Regions from separate parts of the Homo sapiens genome. Here region 2 is linked to region 1. The links are chromatin contacts, found by Hi-C in ENCODE. All regions are on one chromosome and are shown on one strand. The core of a region is the stretch at or near the end of the contact, and the rest is flanking DNA. Distances in the headings are between cores, read along the strand shown.

The links. A loop is a pair of places that touch in the nucleus more often than their neighbours do. Pooled maps may share reads with other maps.
Region 2: a map of ascending aorta shows a loop between it and region 1 (2.5-fold over the local background). The contact joins two enhancer-like sites. A Hi-C loop is called at or near these places in 2 of 168 maps with a recorded cell type or tissue (PC-3 and ascending aorta) and 5 of 50 pooled maps.

The regions. Positions count from the first base shown.
Region 1 is chr20:51,746,797-51,752,417 of GRCh38, forward strand. The region is part of intron 1 of ATP9A (ATPase phospholipid transporting 9A (putative)); the gene reads right to left. Among named protein-coding and RNA genes, the nearest start is that of ATP9A, 19 kb to the right of the region's middle. RefSeq lists enhancers at 3,053-3,663, 3,411-3,460. Within about 2 kb of position 3,520, at least 22 of the 41 ENCODE cell types and tissues checked have a DNase peak (open chromatin) inside an H3K27ac peak, as active enhancers do; they include ascending aorta, where a contact is called at or near this core.
Region 2 is chr20:51,567,986-51,573,606 of GRCh38, forward strand. No RefSeq gene overlaps it. Among named protein-coding and RNA genes, the nearest start is that of NFATC2, 28 kb to the left of the region's middle. RefSeq lists an enhancer at 2,364-2,864. Within about 2 kb of position 2,891, at least 7 of the 41 ENCODE cell types and tissues checked have a DNase peak (open chromatin) inside an H3K27ac peak, as active enhancers do; they include ascending aorta, where a contact is called at or near this core.

The DNA of each region.
Region 1 (5,621 bases), core at 2,270-4,769:
CCACTGCACTCCAGCCTGGGCAACAGAGCGAGACTCCATCTCAAAAAACAAAAACAAAAATCAATCAGGTGTGGTGGCGCACGCCCGTAATCCCAGCTACTCCAGAGGCTGAGGCAGGAGAATGGCTTGAACCCAGGAGGCGGAGGTTGCAGTGAGCCGAGGTAGTGCCATTGCACTCCAGCCTGGGCAACAGAGCGAGACTCCGTCTCAAAAAAAAGAGAAAAGAAAAAGGAGTGGAAGGAAAGGTATGAAGGGAAACTTTTGCTCTTCCTTCTAAATACATCTAAGGTCTGGGTTTTTCGTTTTTTTTTTTTTTTTTCCTGTTTAACTAGGAGAATACAAAACCTAAGTCAGGAAGGATGCAAAGAAAGAAGCGAAGTCTGAAGTCTGAACACATCCCTGCCACAGAAATGCTACTGTCTGGAGGAGAAATGGGAATATATCAATCACCTCATGAGAAAAGCCAAGTCAATGTGGCAGCTTCTCTTTAAATGTAAAGCTCAGGTCCTCTGACCCAGCAAGTCCTGCCAGAGGGAGGTAGGGAGCGATCTCTGGTCCTATGGGAGATGCACGAGGATGTTCACAGCGGCAATAGACAGGGCAACACCCCGGAAATGACAAAGGCACCCCCTGTGCAATGGATTTGTACCAATTGCAAGAAGGAAGTAGAGACATATACACTCCAGGGAAAGATCCAGGTGGTTAAATGGGAAGAAAAAAAGAAGGCAAGAAACATGTAATTTATTATTTTGTATTTTAATACCAAAATATGTGTTAATATAAGCCTAGGAAAAAGCACTGAGGAACAAACACCTCCTCTGCCCCATGACTGTTACCACAGGTGCTTCCAGCAGATGGGCAGTCAGGGATGCTGGGACTGTCGCCTTTCCCTGTTTCTCCATCTCTGAGTCTTCCCTGTGGGTATTCTGCTGCTCAGCAGACCTGACTCCTCTTATAGAAGTATGACTCGTGTGTTGACCCACTCCCACAAAGATCCTACAGCTATCAGACTCAAGTCCAAGGCTCTCACCTTCTCACCTTTTCATCTCTGCTGTCCCTTTACCAAGCCACCCTCCTGCAGCCAAGGCAGGCATGCCCCGGAACCCTATGCTCTCATCTTTCCCCACCATTCCATTTCTATCAAACTACCCAACATGTCTGTAAGACCCACTCACACCAGACATCCTCCTGCAAGCCTGTCCCTTTGTCTTCTATCTATCCTTCCAAACCCAACTCTGTGCTCTTCACAAGGAGAGGAGGAAGCAGTTCTGGGCTCTCTTAGACTCTACTGGTCTGTTTCTCTCTAGACCAGGACTGGCAAACTCAAACCTACAGGGGCCCAGCAAGCCACATAAAAAAATACATAGGCCAGGTGCAGTGGCTCACGCCTGTAATCCCAACACTTTGAAAGGCTGAGGCAGGAAGATCACTTACAGCCAAAAGTGTGAGACCGGCTTGGGTTACATAGTGAGATCCCATCTCTATTTATTTTTTAAAAATGGAAGAAGAAGAAAAGAAGAAAGAAGGAGGTGGAGAAGGAAAGAAAGAAGAGAGGAGGGAGGAGGAGAAAAAACAATGAATGAAAATAAACACAGGGTCCAGTGGGATGGGGCACACCGCCAGTCCAGTTCCTACACAAGCCTAGACCATCTGATTCTGCAAGACAAAGACATTCTGTAAGCAAATATTCAGTTATAAAATGTTGGCAACTGATTCAATTTTTAAATATTATACAAAACTAAAACCACACCAAGATATCTTTTTTTTACGACCAAAGTCAAAAATCTTAATAATGGCAAGGATGGACAAATAGGCGCTGTCACTGCCAGCAAGGATCCAAGATGGCATCACCTCAGGGAGGACATTTTGACGATGCTATCAAAATTACAAATGTACCTTCACTTCAGCCATTCCCCTTCCAGATATTCCGTGCAGTCTAACATGGGCACAAAGACTTGTGTGACATTTCTAGTAATAGTAAACCATTAGAAAAAATAAATATAACTGACCAAGCTCAGTGGCTCACGCCTATAATCCCAGCACTTTGGAGGCCCAGGTTCACTTGAGGCCAAGAGATCAAGACCAGCCTGGGTGACAGCGCCTCTAAAGATTAGATAGATAGATAGATAGATAGATAGATAGATAGATAGATAGACAGACAGACAGACAGACAGACAAATAAAATGGAAAAATAATCTAAATGACCATCAGTGGTAGACTGGCTAAACAAACTACAGTACTATTCAATTTAATACTACAAAGGCATTAAAATAATGATCAAAGGCCAGGTGCAATGGTGTGTGCCTGTAGTCCCAGCTATTTGGGACGCTGAGGCAGGAGAATCACTTGAACCCAGGAGTTTGAGACAGCCTAGGCAACACAGCCCCCACATCTCAAATAAGTAAATAAATAAATAATTTCAAAAAGGGAATGAAGAAGGTTGTTATATACTGACACGGAACGAGCTCAGAATTTTTTTTTTTTGAGACGGAGTCTCACTCCGTCACCCAGGCTGGAGTGCAGTGGTGCGATCTCGGCTCACTGCAACCTCCGCCTCCCGGATTCAAGCAATTCTTCTGCCTCCTCAGCCTTCCGAGTAGCTGGGATTACAGGTGCCCACCACCATGCCCAGCTAAGTTTGCTATTTGTAGTAGAGACAGTTTCACCATGTTGACCAGGCTGGTCTCAAACTCCTGACCCCAGGTGATCCACCCACCTTGGTCTCCCAAAGTGCTGGGATTATAGGCGTGAGCCACTGCCGGCCAGAATGTACTGTTAAGTGAACAATACATGTACTGTGTAGGGTATATTAATAATAGAATAAAAACAAAAAATCTATGTCTATTTATCTATATAAAGATGCATGGTTTTTTTGATAAATGCTTAAAAATTTCTAGAACAATACAGAAGAACATGGTAAGACTGGCTGCCTGGGGAAGGGTACAGGGTAGCTGACTAGAGAGAGTGGGAGGGAAACTGACTTTGCAATGGCTACACCTCTGTAGCTTTTAAGTATTAAACCATGTGACTCTGACTCAGTACACTTTTTTCTAATCTAAAAATAAAATAGGCCGGGTGCAGTGGCTCATCCTGTAATCCCAGCACTTTGGGAGATAGGCAGATGGCCTGAGCTCAGGAGTTTGAGACCAGCCTGGGCAACATGGTGAAACCCTGTCTCTACTTAAAAAAAGAAAAAAAGTCCAATAAAATTAGCTGGGTATAGTGGTGGGCACCTGTAATCCCAGCTACTTGGGAGGCTGAGGCGGGAGAATTGCTTCAACCCGGGAGGCGGAGGTTGCGGTGAGCCGAGATCGCACCACTTGCACTCCAGCCTGGGTGACAAAGCAAGACTCCGTCTCCAAAATAAATAAAAATAATAATAAAATAATAAAGCTCACCCCGCTGCCCAAACAGCACACAGCTCTGTCTGCAGCCTCTGATCTTGCCATGAGCTTGTAGGTCAGAGAGCAGACACCATTCACCTCCCCCAGGCCTGGCACACAAACGTGCTCCGTCACTAAGCGTGGGCTGATGACTCATTCTCCTGGGCCCTTTCACATGCCCCAGTGCCCAGCACTCCTCCCTCACCTCATGCATTTGTGTTTACCCAAGACACTCGGTCATAGGTTCTAACACAGACCTAGGCCACAGAGCCTGGCTGGCAACCCCACACAGCACGAGCCCAAAAAATTCCAGAAAACAGGACAGAATCCAGTGGAAGGCAATTTCCTAGACACCAAAACAATAAGCAAAAACATGAGTAAGTGCTGAGTGTGTGCCAAGCGCTGTGGCAAAGCCCTCAACGCGAATGACTTGCCTTGCTCCTCCCGACTGTCCTACATCAAGGGCTTCTATCCTCGCCCTCTTGTAGATGAGGACACTGCACCTCAGAGGGTCTTGCAGCCCATAAGGGACAGAGCCAGGATGTGAGTCCAGCAGGCTGACCCCGGAGCCAGCCCTCTTAGCTGGAGTCTGGCAATCTCATCTCGTTGTAGAATCTGAGAGCCACCTCTCAATTGTCTAGATGGCAACCTAGGGAGGAATCCAAATGGCAGGAACCCAGCAGAGACACACCAAGGGTCCCCACTGGCACTGCCAAGCCCACCTGCCTCCTCCCTCCAAGCCTGCTATGGCAGCTGGCACTGCTATGGGAGCGTCCATGAGCAACACACATTGGGGTCTAAGAGCTCTACGTCCAACAAGAGGCAGGAGGCTGGACGTGGCTCCTTCCTTGCAGCCATGGGTCACGCGGATAAAGAAGGGAAGGAAGAAGGGAGGGGCATCAGGAAGGAAGAATTCCCTTTTTCTCTGCAGATGAGGATTCCATTGTTTATCCTCCTTCTGGCTCCAGTGCTCAACATGTACCCTCACTGAAGCCCATTGTGGGCCCTGCCACCACTTATACCCCCAATGAATTAGGAATGCAAAACTCTTGAGATTTTTTAACGTTTCTGGGTTTTTTTTGTTTTTTTTTTTTTTTTTTGAGACAGCGTCACACTCCATCCCATGCTGGAGTGCAGTGACGCGATCATGGCTCACTGCAGCCTCAAACCCCTGGACTCAAGGGATCCTCCCACTTCAGCCTCCCAAGTAACTGAGACCACAAACATGCAATACCATGCCCAGCTAATTTTTTATTTTTCTTGGTAGAGATGGAGTCTCCCTATGTTGCCCAGGCTGGTCTCGAACTCCTGGGCTTAAGAAATCCTCCCACCTCCGCCTCTCAAAATGCTGGGATACAGGCATGAGCCACCATGCCCTGTTGCTCCTATTCCTTTTTGTTTGTTTTTTGTTTTTGTTTTGTTTTGTTTTGAGACAGAGTCTCGCTCTCCCCAGGCTGGAGTGCAATGGCGCAATCTCGGCTCACTGCAAGCTCCGCCTCCCGGGTTCACGCCATTCTCCTGCCTCAGCCTCCTGAGTAGCTGGGACTGCAGGCGCCCACCACCACGCCCGGCTAATTTTTTTGTATTTTTAGTAGAGACGGGGTTTCACCGTGTTAGCCAGGATGGTCTCGATCTCCTGACCTCGTGATCCGCCCGCCTCGGCCTCCCAAAGTGCTGGGATTATAGGCGTGAGCCACCGCGCCCGGCCGCTCCTCTTCTTTATTCACTCGCTCATTTAATCAAGCAGCCAGTATTTACTGAGCACCTACTAGGTGCCAGCCTTTGTGCTAAGCACTGGGATTCTCACAAGACAAACGAGGGCACTGCTCTCACAGAGCCTACATTTTGTAGGTGGGCAAGGTAGGAACAACAACAAAAAAAAAAAAACAAGAAAAAAAAAATATATGCTACTCAGCGGTAGGTGGCTCCTACAGAGTGAATGGTCTGGAAAGATGTCCCAAAGACACAGCTGAGCTGAGACCTGGGAGACAAGAGACAGCAGCTTACGAGCTGTGGGACCCTGGACTAGTTAATTAACCCTGCTAAGCCTCCGTTTCCTGGAAAATAAAACAATGACAGTACCTAGTATTGGACGATGCCATTAAGACAATCCACTTAAAATACCTAAGACAGTGATGCTGGCACCCAAGACACCAACGGAGTTTAACAAAATTCTTACAAGAAAAACTACTGTGTGTCACTAGAACGGAAGCCCCACACTGTCAGGGATTTCTCTCG
Region 2 (5,621 bases), core at 1,641-4,140, 180 kb before region 1:
TCCACAATACCAGCCTTGCCAGGACCCCCATCAACATCTCTCTCCTGGTGACTCTTCGGCCTCTTCGCCTCCTCTTCTCTCCTGTTCCTTCCCTGAGGTCTATTCTTTCCTGCACAACCAATGTGATATTTTCTCAGCTTTAGACTCTAAAGGGGACATGTGACCATGTCATCCTCCACTGAATCACAATTACCTTGCGGGTAAAGTTCAAAATCCCATATGTGACCAATGACCTATAAAATCTAACCCACCTTCTCTAGTCTCACCACCACTTACCTCTTACACCCTTCAACTCCACACCCCTGCCTACTGAAATACTCAGCACCCCACCCCCTGCCAATTCTCCCTGTTATTCCTCACTTCCAGGCTTTCCGCTAGGCTGTTCTCTCTCTCCTCCCACCCTCAAGCTCCTCTCTGTGCTTGGGTAATTCTAGTGGCCTCCCAGTCTTGCCTTGGATAACATTTCTTAGGGAGAAGTCTCAGCTTCCTCATCTATAAAATGGAGCTACATCTACTTCTTAGAGTGATATGGTTTGGCTGTGTCCCCATCCAAATCTCATCTTGAATTCCCACGTGTTGTGGGAGAGACCTGGTGGGAGATAATTGAATCAAGGGGGCAGGTCTTTCCCATGCTGTTCTCATGATAGTGAATAAATCTCACGAGATCTGATGGTATTATAAGGGGGAGTTTTCCAGCCCAATCTCTCTCTTTGCCTGCTGCCATCCATGTAAGATGTGACTTGCTCCTTCTTGCCTTCCACCATGATTATGAGGCTTCCCCAGCCACGTGGAACTGTAAGTCCAATTAAACCTCTTTCTTTTGTAAATTGCCCAGTCTTGGGTATGTCTTTATCAGCAGCATGAAAATGGACTAATACAGGGAGATATGAGCATCTGAGAGGCCAATGTATCTGATGAAGCACTAAGCACAGTGCCCAGTACACAGTAGGTGCTCAATAATGGTAGCTACAGTTACTATCATCTTGCCACTACAAACACCTGTCATGCTTTATCACCCAGCTCAACCAAATATACCATTTCAGAAGTGCCCCATCCCTCTTAGAATAAAATTCAATTCCTCACCAAGGCTGATGTAGCCAGCCTCTAGAGGGTCCTAGTGGCTCCCACCTTGGTGTTCCTGCTCCTGGGCCATGCCCTCCTAAATGGGCAACACAAGGCTACTGCAGAAATGAGATGTATGACTTCCAAGTCTAGGTCATAAAAGATGTGTGGCTTCTGCACTGCTGTCTTGGATCACCCACCTTGGGGGAAGCTGGCTGCCGTGTTGTGAGGACACACAGGCAGCCTTTTGGAGAGGCCCATGTAGTAAGAAACTGAGGCCTCCTGCCCACAGCCCGCATTTCAGTCAACCCTTCAGATGACTGCAGCCACAGCCAATGGCTTGACTCAGGAAAAACCCTGAACCACCCAACTAATCTGTTCCTGAGCCACAGAAACTATGAGATGATAAATACTTGCTCGTTTAAGCTACAATGTCCAGGGGGAAGCAACAGAAAACGAATGCAACGGCCTCTGAGGTCCGGCCCTACCCACCTATCTGGTCTCCCATCTACTCCCCATGAGCCAGACACCTCCTGGCTTTTGTGCTTCCTTCCCTTTGGCCTGGGACCCTTTGTCCCTACATGTCTATGGCTGGCTTCTTCCATCTTCTCAGCCTCAGTTTAAATGCCATCCTGTGAATGCATTCTTCCATGACCCTCACCTCTGAAATAGGTTCCTCTGCCCTGAAGCTCAACCCCACCCCACAAATCTCAGTCCCAACGCCCTGTCATATTTCTTTATAGCATTTATCACTTACCACAAATAAATTACATATTCATTTGTGTATTCTATGTCTCCTTTGCCTCCCAACTAAAATATCAACTCTACGAAGGCAGGAACTTTGTTTTATTCCCTGCCGTGTCCTCAGCACCTAGAATGATGCCTGGCATACGGTCGGACCTCAAAAATGTTTGTTGAGTGAATAACACAATATGAAATTGTCTCATCTGTTTGTTTACTTGGTTATGACTCATCTCTCCGCTAGACTAGGAAAATAGGGCCATGTCTGTCTTACTCGGGACTTGGCATGGTGTCTGGAACGGGTGGTACTCAGTCAATTATCCTATCTAGCATCTGTGACGGACACAGGGACTAACTCATTTGGGTCTCACAACAATTCTCTAAGATGAAGGCCACTATTATCCCCATTTTGCAGGAGGGGCGGGACAAACTGAGGCAGAGAGGCCCAAGGTCAGCAAATAGTAAGCGACAGAGTGTGAATGTGGAGAGTGGCAGCCTGGCTCCAGAGCCAGACTCCCAGGTCCTGTCTATGTTTGGTGAATGAATGAACGACAGGCACAACCATGATGGTCTGGCCACCTGCTCAGCCCGCTGGAGAGAACCCTCGCTCCGTCACATGGCCGAGGAGGTGGGTGAGGTGCTCAGCTGGGGTTGGCAGAGGAGAAGGAACGGGGCGGTGGCTGGCAGCTGGGGAGGCCTTCCCCATCTCCTAGCGATGGAAAGTTTCACCTCATCCGGAAAGAACTCCCAGTTCCATGGTTGTGGCAGAGAGTGAGGTGTCTCCCCAGCCGGGTTCGTTTCAAAATACATTGTCTTGCTTTTAATAGCCTCCCTGATCAGCTCTTGGAGGTTCTCATGACTGACTGTTCCCAAAATAATACCCGGCGCCGCTTTTTCCAACTCAGAAGTGCTGAATCTTGCTACCTCCCAATCAGCCGCTGGCTGCTGCAAAGAACTGTGGTAATCCCAGGGTCCCCCAAGACAGAATGTAACCCAACAGGGAGGTTTCTGAGGCATTTGGAGAGAACCCCGATGTTCCTCGGCAGCTCACAGGGCTGCTGACAGCAAGTTTCCGGTGACAGCCTGCCCATCCACGGGGCTCCCTCGCTGCTCCCAGCTGCTGAACTGAGATGTGACAGTGGCCAGCGGCAGCCCTAGGAACGCCCCGGCCCTCAGAGATGGAGAAGATTTTCCTAGAAGCTGGAGAGCTGACGTGGAGTGAGAGGGAATTGGCTTTTGGCCCTAGAGGCTGCGATCAGCTTGGCTTGTCTTTCTCCCTCTGTGGGTAGAAGAAGCGGGGCGGTATCTCGTTTGCAGTTTTTTGAGAGTGAACCTTGAAACATCAAGCATCTCTCCTGTGAAAGGAAAGGACTGAAGTACCTATAGCTAGACTATTTTTTCTTATATTTTAAAAATCAGACAGGCTATCTTCTTCCTTTGTGTATTCATTCAATAGACATTGTCATGTACCTAAAATATTCCAAGCACTTGGGATGCAGCTGCGAGCAAAACAGATGCAGGTGCTGCCCTACAAGGCTTTCAGTCTAGCGGGGAGACTCAGAGGAAACACACAAATATAGACAACACAGTTGAGTGGTGACGTGTGCCAAGAAAAACACATAAAGGAGAGCAGGAAGATATGGAGGGCTGGGGAAAGGAGCCTTTTTTAGTCAGGGTGGTCTGGAAGACTTCACAGAAGAGGTGACACTGAGGAGAACTGAATGGCTTAAGGGAGCTGGCCATGCAGACAGCTGAGAAAATGCATTGCAAGCTGCGAGAACAAGACGTGCAAAGGCCCTGAGGCAGTATCCTGTAAAATAGGGAGCCTGCCATCACCAGAAAGAGTCATTTTTTTCATGCATTTGACAAGTTTTCTGGGCACTGCCATGGGGCCCTGAACTTCATGCTGAAGATACAGACAGAAAACAAGACAGAAATTAATCTCTTCAGGGAGTTCATGCAGTCGGGGCGAGAGAGGTCAACTGACAGTACAAAACAGTGGGCAAGTGCAAGGATGGAGGAGGCTTGGGAGCCGAGAAATATGTGGGAGGGCACAAAACCTGGTCACGTTGGGGTGCTGGGGTAGGCCTTCAAGAGCAGTGACATCTAAACAGAGTCAATCCATAATCATAGTCGCTAAAATTTATTGAGTATTCACGTTGCACTTTGTCCTATTCCAAGTGCTTGACATGTGTATTAGTCTGTTTTCATTAGACATACCCAAGACTGGGTAATTTATAAAGGAAAGAGATTTAATTGACCTCACAGTTTCACATGGCTGGGAGGCCTCAGGAAACTTACAATCATGGCAGAAGGGGAAGCAAACGTGTCCTTCTTCATATGGCAGCAGCAAGGAGAAGTGCCCAGCAAAAGGGAGAAAAACCCCTTATAAAACCATCAGATCTCGTGAGAACTCACTCACTATCACAAGAACAGCATGAGGGTAACCAATTCCATGATTCAATTACCTCCCACTGGATCCCTCCCATGACGTGGGGATTATGGAAACTACAATTCAAGGTGAGATTTGGGTGGGGACACAACCAAACCATATCAACATGTATTAGCTTGTCTAATCCTCCTAGCCTTTGAAAATTCAAATATTTCCCCTTTTCACAGATGACAAGAGAGGCCAAATGACTTGCCCTAGGCCACATAGTGGAAGAGCTGGAAATCAAACCTTTAAAGAGGTGGGACATATTCTCCACTTTCCCTTCTCTCCTTCCCGCTAAAATATGGATTTGATGGTAAGAGCTTGAGCAGCCATCATGGGCCATGAGGTAGAAACTGTGTTAAGGAAGACAGAGCTGACAGATAGAAGGAGTTCAGGTCCCTAATGACCAGGGAGCCTCCACAGCAACCCTAGATCTCCACCCACATTCTTCTTGAGAGCGAAATAAATATCTAACTTACTTAAGCCATTGCTGTCTAGGGATCTTTAGTACGACAGCTAAACCTGTGCCCTAACCAATATGGATTCTAAGAGTAATGAAGAACCATCGAGTATGGGGACTCTGAGTGACACGAACAGATATGCACTTTAGAAAGATGGCCATAGCTGAAGTTAAGAGTCAGGCTCGGCCGGGCACAGTGGCTCACGCCTGTAATCCCAGCACTTTGGGAGGCTGAGGCGGGCAGATCACAAGGTCAGGGGTTTGAGACCAGCCTGGCCAACATGGTGAAATCCCATCTCTACTAAAAATACAAAAATTAGCCCGGTGTGGTGGCGGGCACCTGTAATCCCAGCTACTCGGGAGGCTGAGGCAGGAGAATCGCTTGAACCCAGGAGGCAGAGGGTGCGGTGAGCCTAGACTGTGCCATTGCACTCCAGCCTGGGGGACAGAGCAAGACTCCATCTTAAAAAAAGAGTCATAGCTTCAGGAGATATACCTAATGCTAAATGACAAGTTAATGGGTGCAGCACACCAGCATGGCACATGTAAACATATGTAACTAACCTGCACATTGTGCACATGTACCCTAAAACTTAAAGTATAATAATAATGAAATAAAATAAAATAAAATAAAATAAAGAGTCAGGCTCCAGGGCCAGCTGGTCTGTGTTCAGATCCCAGCTCTGCTTCTCCCTAGCTGGGTGGCCTTTGGCAGGTTACTTAACTTCTCTGTGCCTGGGTTTCCTCGGGTACAAAATGAAAGTAATATTACCCATTGGAGAGCTGTTGTGAGGATGAAATGAGTTAGCACATGGAATGGTGCTTAAAATAGCACCTGGCAGATATAAGAACCTTAGGCTCTGTGGGTGCCTGGGACCACGGCAAGCCCAGAAAGATGTCTAAGGAGCTCCAAGCCTTCATTAG